2 separate regions of the Mus musculus genome follow, and region 2 is linked to region 1. A link is a loop called in an ENCODE intact Hi-C map of the cell type or tissue named here. Cell type or tissue: left cerebral cortex. All regions are shown on one strand. Links, peaks and the distances in the headings refer to the core of each region. The heading gives the core; the rest is flanking DNA. Region 1 overlaps Gm27166 (a long non-coding RNA gene). Region 2 has its middle 13 kb from the start of Gm32171.

What was found. Hi-C counts contacts between places; a loop is a spot of excess contacts. Peaks named below come from ENCODE experiments on the same cell type or tissue, not always from the same donor. Only the 100,000 strongest peaks of a DNase experiment are listed, where the experiment ranks them.
Region 2: a loop joins it to region 1, with 3 times the contacts of the local background. A loop is called at or near these places in 12 of 42 quality-filtered maps.

What each region holds. Positions count from the first base shown.
Region 1 is chr9:33,078,166-33,083,550 of GRCm38, reverse strand. The region is part of intron 1 of Gm27166 (a long non-coding RNA gene); the gene reads right to left. Among named protein-coding and RNA genes, the nearest start is that of Gm27166, 49 kb to the right of the region's middle. In left cerebral cortex, for the core only: a CTCF peak has its summit at 2,654 (motif pointing right); DNase peaks (open chromatin) are centred at 2,673, 3,075 and 4,455.
Region 2 is chr9:33,239,228-33,244,612 of GRCm38, reverse strand. No RefSeq gene overlaps it. Among named protein-coding and RNA genes, the nearest start is that of Gm32171, 13 kb to the left of the region's middle. In left cerebral cortex, for the core only: no CTCF peak of the experiment used is centred there; no DNase peak of the experiment used is centred there.

The sequences.
Region 1 (5,385 bases), core at 186-5,185:
CAAAGGCAAGAGGCATCTAATATTTTGCTCTGTCCAAAGTGGTCAGAAGATTATAGATTTCCTCTCTAAAAAAATCACTTAGCTCACTTTGTTAATATTTTCAGTAATCTTGAACTTCCACATCTAGAAGACTTTTTAATGACTAATCCATGGAACCTTATGGATTAGAAAGTTCCCATGGAGCCTGTCGGGACAAAGGTATGCAAGAGCTTATTTATTTATTTATTTATTTATTTATTTATATTTTTAATTGCTCTAAGAGAATACCTGAGATGGGTTAACTCATCAAAACAAAATAAAAATTAGCTTGGTTTGTGATTCTGAGGGGTTGGAAAGTTCAAAACCATGTACTAGCTTCTGATGCACCGGCAGTCGCATATGATGTAAAGAAACAGGGGCTGAATTCTCACTGTATCAAAACACATTTCTATGAGAAAGGCACTAACCCATTGATGAAAACCCCATCCCATACCTCAAACATCATATGCTAAGCCTCACTTTCTAACACTACAATGATAAATAATTAAGATTCTTATGCATGGATACAGGGGACAGAAGAAATCAAACCACACAATTAATGAACCTGAAGAGACCTTAGACATCATGTATTCTTTTATACTCACTGTGCATGCTAGAAGTCCAGGACCTGGGAGTTTAACTCTCCAAAACTTCCCAATAGAGGTTTGTCGACCTAACAGGGTCTACAAAACAGATATACCTAGTTCTACTCCAATTATTTATTTGTTCAGTTATCAAATATTTAGGGAATCTTCATGATATATTACACACTAAGTATGATTGCCTAATTTTGCTTTTATCAAACAAAATTAAGTCAGTAAGGTTCCTGTCTTCAAGTCAGTTAAGATCAATGTGAGACTTATATAAGTAAAAAAAATTAATACAAATTATGGTAGATAATATAATAAAATGGCCAATAAAATGATATAAAAGTGGAGGGGAGGTTGTGACTTCCTCCATGTTGAATCACAGCATTGAATGAAGACTGAAAATTTCTATATCGAACCTTGAGTGGTAAAGAGAAGTCCCATAGGCAAAAACTGAAGGAGGTGTAATTCAGAAAGAAATAATGCTGGAGAAATTCAAACAAATTGCAGTGCAACTGGTGGGAGAGGGTGGTGAGGAGACTGTTTGGAACAGGGGCAGCTGGCCTGCAGCCATAGTTGATCCAGAAGAAGAGTTCAGAACCTTCGTGGGTGTCTAGAAATGGGTGTGGGTCTTTGCAAACCAGGAAAGCAACATGCTCAAAATTCTCTTAAGCTGCATAACCATAGTGTGGGGACAGAGCAGAAGAATGGGAAGCCACGGATGGGGTAGTGGCTACATACTCACAGCATCTTGGACTAGGCTGTTGACAGGGGTGGGGATAGGGCATGCTTCTGCCATGTGCCCCTTCGTAGGTTTGTGCAAAGTCTTGAGAACTTACTAAGAACAGAACAGAACTTACTAAGAACTTACATCAAGAGAAGTGTATCATGATTTTGAATTTTTTCATCTTTTTTCCCACAGCATACTATCTTAAGATAAAGAAGGTAAGGTGATTCGAGGTGGGAGGGTTACTATTGAAGAAAGTGAATAGCTTTTAGGGATAAATAAAACTGGACCCAGAGAAATCATTCTATTGTCATTCCTAAAATGTAGCCCAAAAACCGTATCAGAGCCTTGCTCCACCATTCGCCTCACAGGTTGTCTCTAACAGTGTTTCTATCTAAACTGAGCTGCTAGCAGACCAATATTTTTGGTTAAAGGCAAAATGGACAACATACCAGTAGCTTTTACTCACTACAGCCATAAACATCACTAGCGAGAGCAGTGCACCAGTGAATGGACGGGCAGCAGGACAGTGTAGATGCAGTCACATCACCAGCCTGAACTGGAATTCAGAAGCCCTGGCACATAGCAAGCCTGACTGGAGACCACTTAGAAGATCTTCCCTTTAAGCAGAATTTCCAACCACAAAGCCCTATCTCCTTATTCCCAGCCATTATAACGTTCCCTCCAACAGTTCCACCTAGATAGGTTTTTCTTTTTTATATTTCAGCCATCTGCTTTTAGTTAATGCCAGAAATATATTTCAAATCATCAATGAAACAAACAATCAAAGTTGACCCCATTTATTAAAGAGGCCCTCCAGCCTGCTCCACACTGGGAGAAATTTGTCAGTGAAGCTGTCTTGCAAAAGAGCCCGAAGCTCTTCTGTGGCGTTCCTGTTTGTGCTCCTCTGAAAAGACACTGTTGTCACCTGGAATATATGGCCATAAGTGAGCTCCTGTCTGCAAGGCTAAAGGAAGATATTAACTGAGCATTGTGCATAAGGAAGGGGGAAGGAAGGCGTTGATAGATCACAGCAGAAGCAAACCAGGGAAAGGTGGACCAGGACAAGCAGGCCCTCTCCTTTAGTAAGGACTGCGTCTGGCCTGTGTCCGTGGTTAGATCGTATATCTGACAATATCCTCCCCTTTAATGCTCTGCAGATTCAAGGTATATTATCATACCCTAAGCCTTAACTCTCTAGGGAAATTATGTCAAACCATAACCAAGGAAGTGCAATTGTGAAAATTCACCCCAGGAACCAGCTGTCTGGAACTCCCTTTTAGGAAACAACGGAGAGTGGAGAGTGTGTTCCAAAAGGTGGCACTCTGAGACTGAGAATGGTGACTAAAGCCTCATCCTAGTCTCAAATTTCTGGAAGAATTGTGCTTAGCGTGAAATTCTAGTAGGCAGAGTGAAGGGGGATAGACGGAGAAGGGGAGAGTAGAAATGAGCTTAATTTTAGAGCTCTTCTCAGTACTCAAAGTGGATCTACCGTTATAGCAAACTCTTCCCAGTTCATTATGCAAAGACAGCACATTCCTGGTATGAGGAGGAAGGGAAAAACCCTTTTATGAAGCCTCTCTGCCACCTCCATTCAGTAGTGCCATCTGCTGACCTGTGCAGCAGTGTCACCTGAGAACAGAACGAAAACAAAACAAACAAACAAACAAAATCAGATAAGCTTCTGGCAAAACCTAAGGAGTGAGCAAAACCCTGAGAAAGCAACTTCACAAGCAGCTACAAGCGTTAACCTGTGCTGATGTGACCGGAAGCTGAGTCATGCCCACAGCTTTAACTGCAGCTTTGAGACTACACCTTCAGAAAGCCAGAGCCCTTTGCTCAGAGTTATTGAACATCTAAATGGGCATTCTTTAACCACAGCTAAGCTTCCAGACACATTTTGAGGAAAGCTGTAGGAAAACTGAAAAGCCTCATTGTGTCCTTGTGGTTGAATTGCTTTCAAGAACGATTCAAAGTCCCTGCTGCCATCGATGGCAAAGCCAAGCACATTCTCCAGCGTGCATTGTTTCCTGAAGATCAGATATGGATTTAATGTGGTGCCAAATGCAAAAGGGAGACAGGCCGATCCCCAACTTCGTTCTTGAACCAGCTCTGAAGGTCAGAGCTAAGTACCCAGGGACAAGACTTCTCCATTATCATCACAGTGAGAGCTCAGCGAAGTGAAGAAAACCAACCTCTTTCATGGGCACAATGTCTCAGCCGCCAATAATCCCAAATTGATTATTCTGGCTGAAAGTCACATCTGTGTATAATCTCAGATCATGAAGGGTCCTGAAAAGTAGCTAATATCTAGTTCATCTGGAAACTTTTCCTTCTGTAATAGCAATGTGTGCTTCATTTTCTTTTAAAATCTTTGTAGCTGCTTTTTACAAATAAAATTAAGAGGGTTAGAAAAAAAATTTTTAGTAATTGTTCAAAAGTAATCAAAGTCAAAGTCATGTATTTGATTCTAAATCTAATTACAGAATTCAATTCTAGAATTTGGGCTGAACCATAAAGTTTAAAATATATATTTTAATTGATACTCATACATACAGACAACTCGTTTTGATAGAATCCAACCACTCCCTTCTAATACCTTACCTACCCTCCTATGTCCTCCATCAATTTTTTTTACAATTTCATCATTTTTATTGGTTGTTTATTTATTTATATTTCAAATGTTGTCCCCCTTCTCGGTCTCCCCTCCTCAACGTCCCAATTTCATCCCCCCTCCTCTTTGCCTCTAAGAGGGTGCTCCTCCACCCACCACCCTCCATTTCAACCTCACCGCTCTAGCATCCTCCTATGCTGGGGCATCAGACCTCCATGGGACCAAGGGTCTTGCCTCTCAGTGATTCCAAATAAGGCAATCCTCTCCTACATATGTAACTGGAACCATGGACCTGTCCATGTAAACTTTTCGGTTGGTGGTTTAGTCCCTGGGAGCTCTGGGGGTTCTGGTTAGTTGATATCATTTTTCTACCTGTGGGGTTGCAATCTCTTTCAGCTCTTTCAGTCCTTCCCCTAACTCTTCCGTTGGAGTTTCTGAGCTCAGTTCAACGGTTGGCTGTATCTGTATCTGTATTAGTCAGGTGCTGGCAGAACTTCTCAGGAGACATCTATACCAGGCTCCTGTCAGCAAGCACTTCTTGGCATCAGCAATAGCATCTGGGTTTGTTGTCTGCAGATGGGATGGATCCCTAAGTAGGGCAGTCTCTGCTCCATCATTTATCTCTTCATTTCCTTTATACAGGAACAATTCTGGGTTAAAAATTTTGAGATGGGTAGTTGACCCTATCCCTCAACTGGGGGGTGGTCTCTACAGGTTCTACCTCCCCTTTGTAGGGTATTTCAGCTAGTGTCATCCCCACTGGATTCTGAGAAGCTCTCACTTCTCCAGTATCTGGTACTTTCTAGAAGCTCTCCCCAGTTCCCCACCCCTCATGGCTACATTTTTCTATTCATTTTCCTGACCCTCTGAACTTCTCTCTTGTCTCTTCCCACCCCTGATCCTGTTCCCCCCATTTTCCCTCCCTCTCCTCTCTCACTCCATGGTCTCTCCCTCTCCCTACTTTCTGTGATTATTTTTAAATAGTATTGAAGCATCCACACCTTCATCTTCCTTCTTTTTAAGCTTCACATGGTCTGTGAGTTGCATCGTGGGTATTCTGAGCTTTGGGGCTAATATCCACTTATCAGTGAGTACATACAATGTGTGTCCTTTTGTGTCTGGGTTACCTCACTCAGCATGATATTTTCATGAAGTCATTTTTTTTCTAATATCTGAGTAGTACTCCACTGTGTAAATGTACCACATTTTTTTGTATCAATTCTTTCCTTGAGGGACATCTGGGTTGTTTGCAGCGTCTGGTTATTATAAATAAGGCTGCCATAAACATAGCAGAGCATGTGTCCTTGTTATATGTTGGAGCATCTTTTGGGTATATGCTGGGTCTTCAGGTAGAACTATTTTGAATTTTCTGAGGAACTGACAGATTGTTTTCCAGAGTGGTTGTACCAGCTGGCAGTCCCACCAGCAATGGAGGAGTG
Region 2 (5,385 bases), core at 53-5,052, 160 kb before region 1:
TATTCACCTACTGCAAATATATTCAATTATCTACATATCCATAGTCCATACATATATACATATACATCTAAGTATTTTAGAAATGATGAATTCTTATAGACAGCTCTTCTTTCCACCCCTCCCTGTGGGAAAGTTTCTTTGTTCTGGGATGGAGGAGAGATACTCTGCTTGAACTGAAATACTAAAGAAAAATCCTTTCCCCTCCCCATTGCTGGAGGATGTATGGTTTATTTGCTAACAAACAGTAGAGTTGTAATTTTAATAAGAAAACCAGAAGAATGGGTTGAACTAAGAAAAAATGGGGAAATCACCATGAATATATTTCTGATTATTTATAAATCTATACAAAACATTTTTTTCAGCACCTACAAGTTAACAAGAACTGTATTAGATATTAGGACACAGCAAAGGACAAATTAAAAAACTTTTGATTTAAGAACCACTTAAATGTTATGAGACAGGTCTAAAATTAATAGAAAATGTGAAACAGTTATTTGTAGCCAAGTGCCACGTAAAAGACCACAGCAGTGAATGGAGTGCAGGGTGTCTGACTGGTGCAACCTGGGTCTTTCTGCATGAGTCAGGTCAGACATGAAGAAAATGAAGGGTGACCCATGAAGTTACCTGTGACGGGGCTTCCAGGCATGAAAGGAAAATTGGCTCCTGGTGGCATTTGTTGGGAGCAGTACAGGGACTAGTGTGATGGAGTGCAGAGTACGAGGACCTGAGGTGGAGGAGGTGGAGGAGGGTCACATCCCACAGGGCATCCTATGACAACATAAGACTTTGGCTCCTATTGTGTGTAAAATGGAGGGTCATCAAAAACTTTTCAAACAGGTTTACATCATGATGTGCCATTGGTTTCAAAGTAATAACTCCAGCTGAAATATGGGTAGAAGACTGGGGAGGCAGGGAAATCCAGTTAGGAGGGATGTAATAGAAAGCACTGGTGAGCTTGATGTAGTGATCTCATGACAATATGACTCATACTGATGTTATCACAAAAGTGACCCATTGAAGGTAAGGACCAGTATCCGTTCTGCATACCCTTACTGCTTGTTTCTGTGTATCACATGCTAAAAGGTACCCTGCAGAATACAGATATGAACAAGGAGCTCGCTGCATTGTGGGAATATGGTAGGTGAGACAGCTACCCACAGCTATTAGAAATCCAATGTGATAATTCCTGGGGTAAAGATCAAGAACAGCTTAAACTAGCTATGCTCGCATTTATGGAGGGCTGTCTCTCTGTCTCTATGAACTTAATGGCAATTTCACAAAGAGTATTTGAAAGAGGGTGGAAGCAGAAACAAAGAGAAGAAGCCATCTTCCAGATTTCTAAGTGCTGGAGGAGACATCCTCAGCCTGAATCCGAGGTCCTGCCATAGCTTCTCTATATAGACCATGAGGTTTCATCATCCCTATGAATTCCTGCGCTTCTCTGCCAACATTTTTCAACTCTGTCAATATGGAGGGAAATTGTGTTTCTTGAGGCCAATGACTGGTAGCTAAGGTATAGATAAGAATGAAAAATTATCAGAAAAGACTTTGGTCATTAGCATATACAGGTCAAGGAGAAACAGAACAGGATGATGTTCAAATTTCTGATACAGGTACGATGCTGGCATCGTTTGCAGGGAAAATGTTCAAGAGAACAGGAGAGCTGGTGAATTGGCTGAGTTTGCTTACCGGTCAGTTTGAACTGCCTACAGATGTGATGGCATACCAGGATACTGTCAGCCTTACCCACAAGGCTGTGCTAATGTGTAGGAAGAGGAAGAGTTGCAAAGGAAAAAGTGATGTCAGGCTGCAGAGAAGAGAAGAGAAGCCAGCACAAACTACAAAGCACTTGGGAATAAGGTCAGTCAGATAAGGGAGAAGGCACACAATCAGCAGCAATAATGGGAAGCACTTGCAGAGAGCACATGCAAATGACTTAAACCTTAAAGGACTCCTTTCGCTGTCCTTCTTTTATTTCATTTATCCATATAGATGTGGTATCCAGCTGTAACTTAGGGGCTCTTTTGTACAATGCCGGCCTTAGCAGAATACCACTCATACAATGATTCATCAATGTATGTACTGTGATTGAATTCCTGACCATAATACCATGGGTTATTCTATGAATTCTTAAGATATTATTTCACTGACTAGGCCTTTTTAAAAACTAGAACCAGGGCAGACATGAAAAGGAATTCAATGCAAGAGGCTACAAATCAAAAGAACAAAAAAATGATTTTAGATATGCATTGTCCTACAGAAATTTTTGTAAAGTCTTCACTCACTTTTGTATCCCTTTGTAGTATCTTCTTGGAATAGCCTCCTCTAGTGTATCCCAGAAGAGTCCATCAAGGTGGTCCATGTGATAATTTAAAAAGCATCAAAATCCTCCCTCAAATGTGAGCTCATCCATCTGGTTTGGTTATTTCTAGCCCAGCCCAGCTTCTCAACTGCTTTGTCCTTCAATTCCCCCTTCTCCTTGTTCTTGTCTGACAGCAAGGTGGCTTACTTGCAACTGTTTAATATAAGGTAAATCATTGCACCTCTCTGGACCATATTTTTCTTCTGTAGATAGACTAAGAAGATTATTCAGTTTGTGCTTATAACCACCTTAATGCTTTTTCCTCTACCTCAGCTTCACAGTGAGGTCTTCCCAGACTCTGACCATTATCTCTGTGCTCTGGGCACTGCTATTTTTCTGCACCCCACCCCCCAAGTCTCTTTTGCTGCCTAGGTTCATTCATCTGCTTGGGTTTGGGAGGCCCATCTAACGCATCTTTCAATCTCTAATGTTCTCTGTAATGGCTGAGGCTCAAAATGGTGCTCCACAGATGCTCTGGAGCAAAGGTGACTGAAAAGAACATGATTTGAACGTCTAGTCCTACATACACTAATTCAAAATGCCAGGTGGAATTTGCATGTTGTTCTTGCTCATGTGAACAGGAGAACATGACATGGTTCTGAAGCTCATTTGCTTCTTTCTAACACAGAACTTCCCTGAAATGTGATGAATGCTGTGCCTCTTTGTGAGGGAAAGAGATGAAGAAATAAGTCAAAGAATCTTTTGACATGTTCTTTAGGGACTTGAGGAAAGAATTCTTGTCTTCCCTAGTGTTAGGGCCTGTGGTAAGCATGGGCTTTATCAGTGCCAAGCAGTGAGTCAGGGAACGGGTGGCCCATTCTGTGGTTTTCAGTGGGAGGTGGGGTGTGTGTGGAAATTTTAATATCTCAGACTGTCCTGTTCATACCCATCCTTTAAAAGCCAGTTACAAGGGTGTGTGAACTTTAAAAACCCCTCTTCTCAAGCCTTGACCAAAGGAGGGCTTGAGCTCGGAGGGGCTTTCCAGGATAGTCTCCAAGTACAATAATGTCATTTTTCATGAACTTTTCTGAGACCTGAGTCCAAAACAGCCTGTGGCCTCCATCCATCACTTCTAAGCTAGCAGTAAAGACACCCTTGGAAAGACTTATGCTCTCTGAGCCAAACCACCAACAGCTACTCTTTCACAAAGGCTTCCTGGCCTAACCTACATTCTGCTAACCACACTGGCAATGCTCTGCAATACTGTGCTGCAAGGAGGCCATCTTTCTGGGAGTAGGTATTTGAGACAGACACTTAGAAGACCAATTTTAATGTGCAGATTATAATTTGTGGAGCTTTGAGTGTGGGTTGTGACAGAGAGGGCACTAAAAACGGGTCATGCATGGTTTGTTTTTATGGGACCAAGTGGAGAAATTGTGTGAGAGGATTTTGTATGAACAATTTCTAGGTAGTATTTTATTGATTGCTCTCATTCAAATGCATATTAGCAATTGTTAAACCATGTCTTCTCCTTCCATATTGCTTGGTATCTGCCATACTGTCTATTATAGAGTGCTATGTATGAGTCAGTAATTAGATGCCAGTTTTCCCTGCTAGGCCTATTATGGCAGGCATTATCATTCATCTATCTGCAGCTCTTCCACAGCAGCTACAATAGTGATGGTTAGCTTTCCCGTGCTTAATTGCTTTGCTTTGCCTGAGTAGCTTTATAATCTAGATAGAGGTAATACAAAACAATATTAGTGACACTTATGATAAGGAGACAATGAGTGAAATTAGCAAAATGCAGGGGTCACCCAGTGATCATTTCTGTGGTATTTATGAGCAGCTTTAGACTGATAACTGAGATTTTTTATGACCCACAGGCAATTATTGCCATTTGAATTTTCACTTTAAGGCATGCCAACCATACAGAGGAAGAGAAGGGGAAGGAAGGGGAGGGAGGAGAAGGAAGGAAAGGAAGATTACACATAAACCTCCCTACCTACAGTAAGGACTTCCTTTGTGTGTAGAGTAAAACCAGAGTTTCTTCCTTCTGATGGATAGAAATACAAATACCCAGAGAGCATACAGAATAGACATCCACCTGTGCTATGGATTGAGACTCCAAGAATATCAAACAACTGGCCCTTGGAAGGACACGTGTTGAAATAGCATGTTGTTTTAAGAGTTCTCAATAGGAGACTAAGATTTCAAAACATCTGAATAACTTCCTTGCTGTAAAGCATCTAGAGTTAAAATGTGAAGCTAGATAAATAGCAGCAGCCTCCAAGAGAAGAGATTCACTGAACTTAGGTACATAACTGATGATCAACACTGAAGTTAGAAATGCTGCAGGCAAGCCCACTCTGGGATGCCCATTTCCAGTGGAACACCCTTGAGTCACACCTGCTTTTTAACTCAAGAGATAAATTTCAGATTCCCCATTTCTCATGAGGGAATTATTGAGGAAGTGATCTGTAAGTGGCAAAATTTTACCTTCTAAGAAATTAATCTAGTACTTCTATATATCCATCCCATGACCAACAGCCATGTGATATTTGTAGCAGAGATTCAATGAATGTCCACAGGAAAAGCAGGCCAGTGCTGTATTCTCACCTACTGGGTTGAGATGATTTAATTTCATAAATCTAAATCTTGTCTAAATACAAGGGTATGGTTCTCACTTTGAAAATGAAATTGACATAAGAAAAATCCTATAACACACACAGACACAGACACCGTATAATATATATATGAAACAAGCTTTTTAAATTAACCCCATGAAAACATCAGAAGACAAATAATACAGAGAGTGTTCTTCTTTTACTTAAGCTGGGTCAAGATTCAAACTTGAACATAGAATTTTCTGGAAATGTTGGTCTGGCCTACCTCACTGGAGCCCATGTCCAAGTCAGGCTAAGTGTATTCCTGACATCTCAAAGCCAAGCTCTCACCTCTCTGATCTGTTTCATAGTCAGGAAGGAAGTGAGTGGATACAATGCACATATCAGTATAGTGTGTGCATATGCCTGTCAAGGGAGAGAACACCAAGGCTGCCCTGACTAACCAGACCCAGAAAA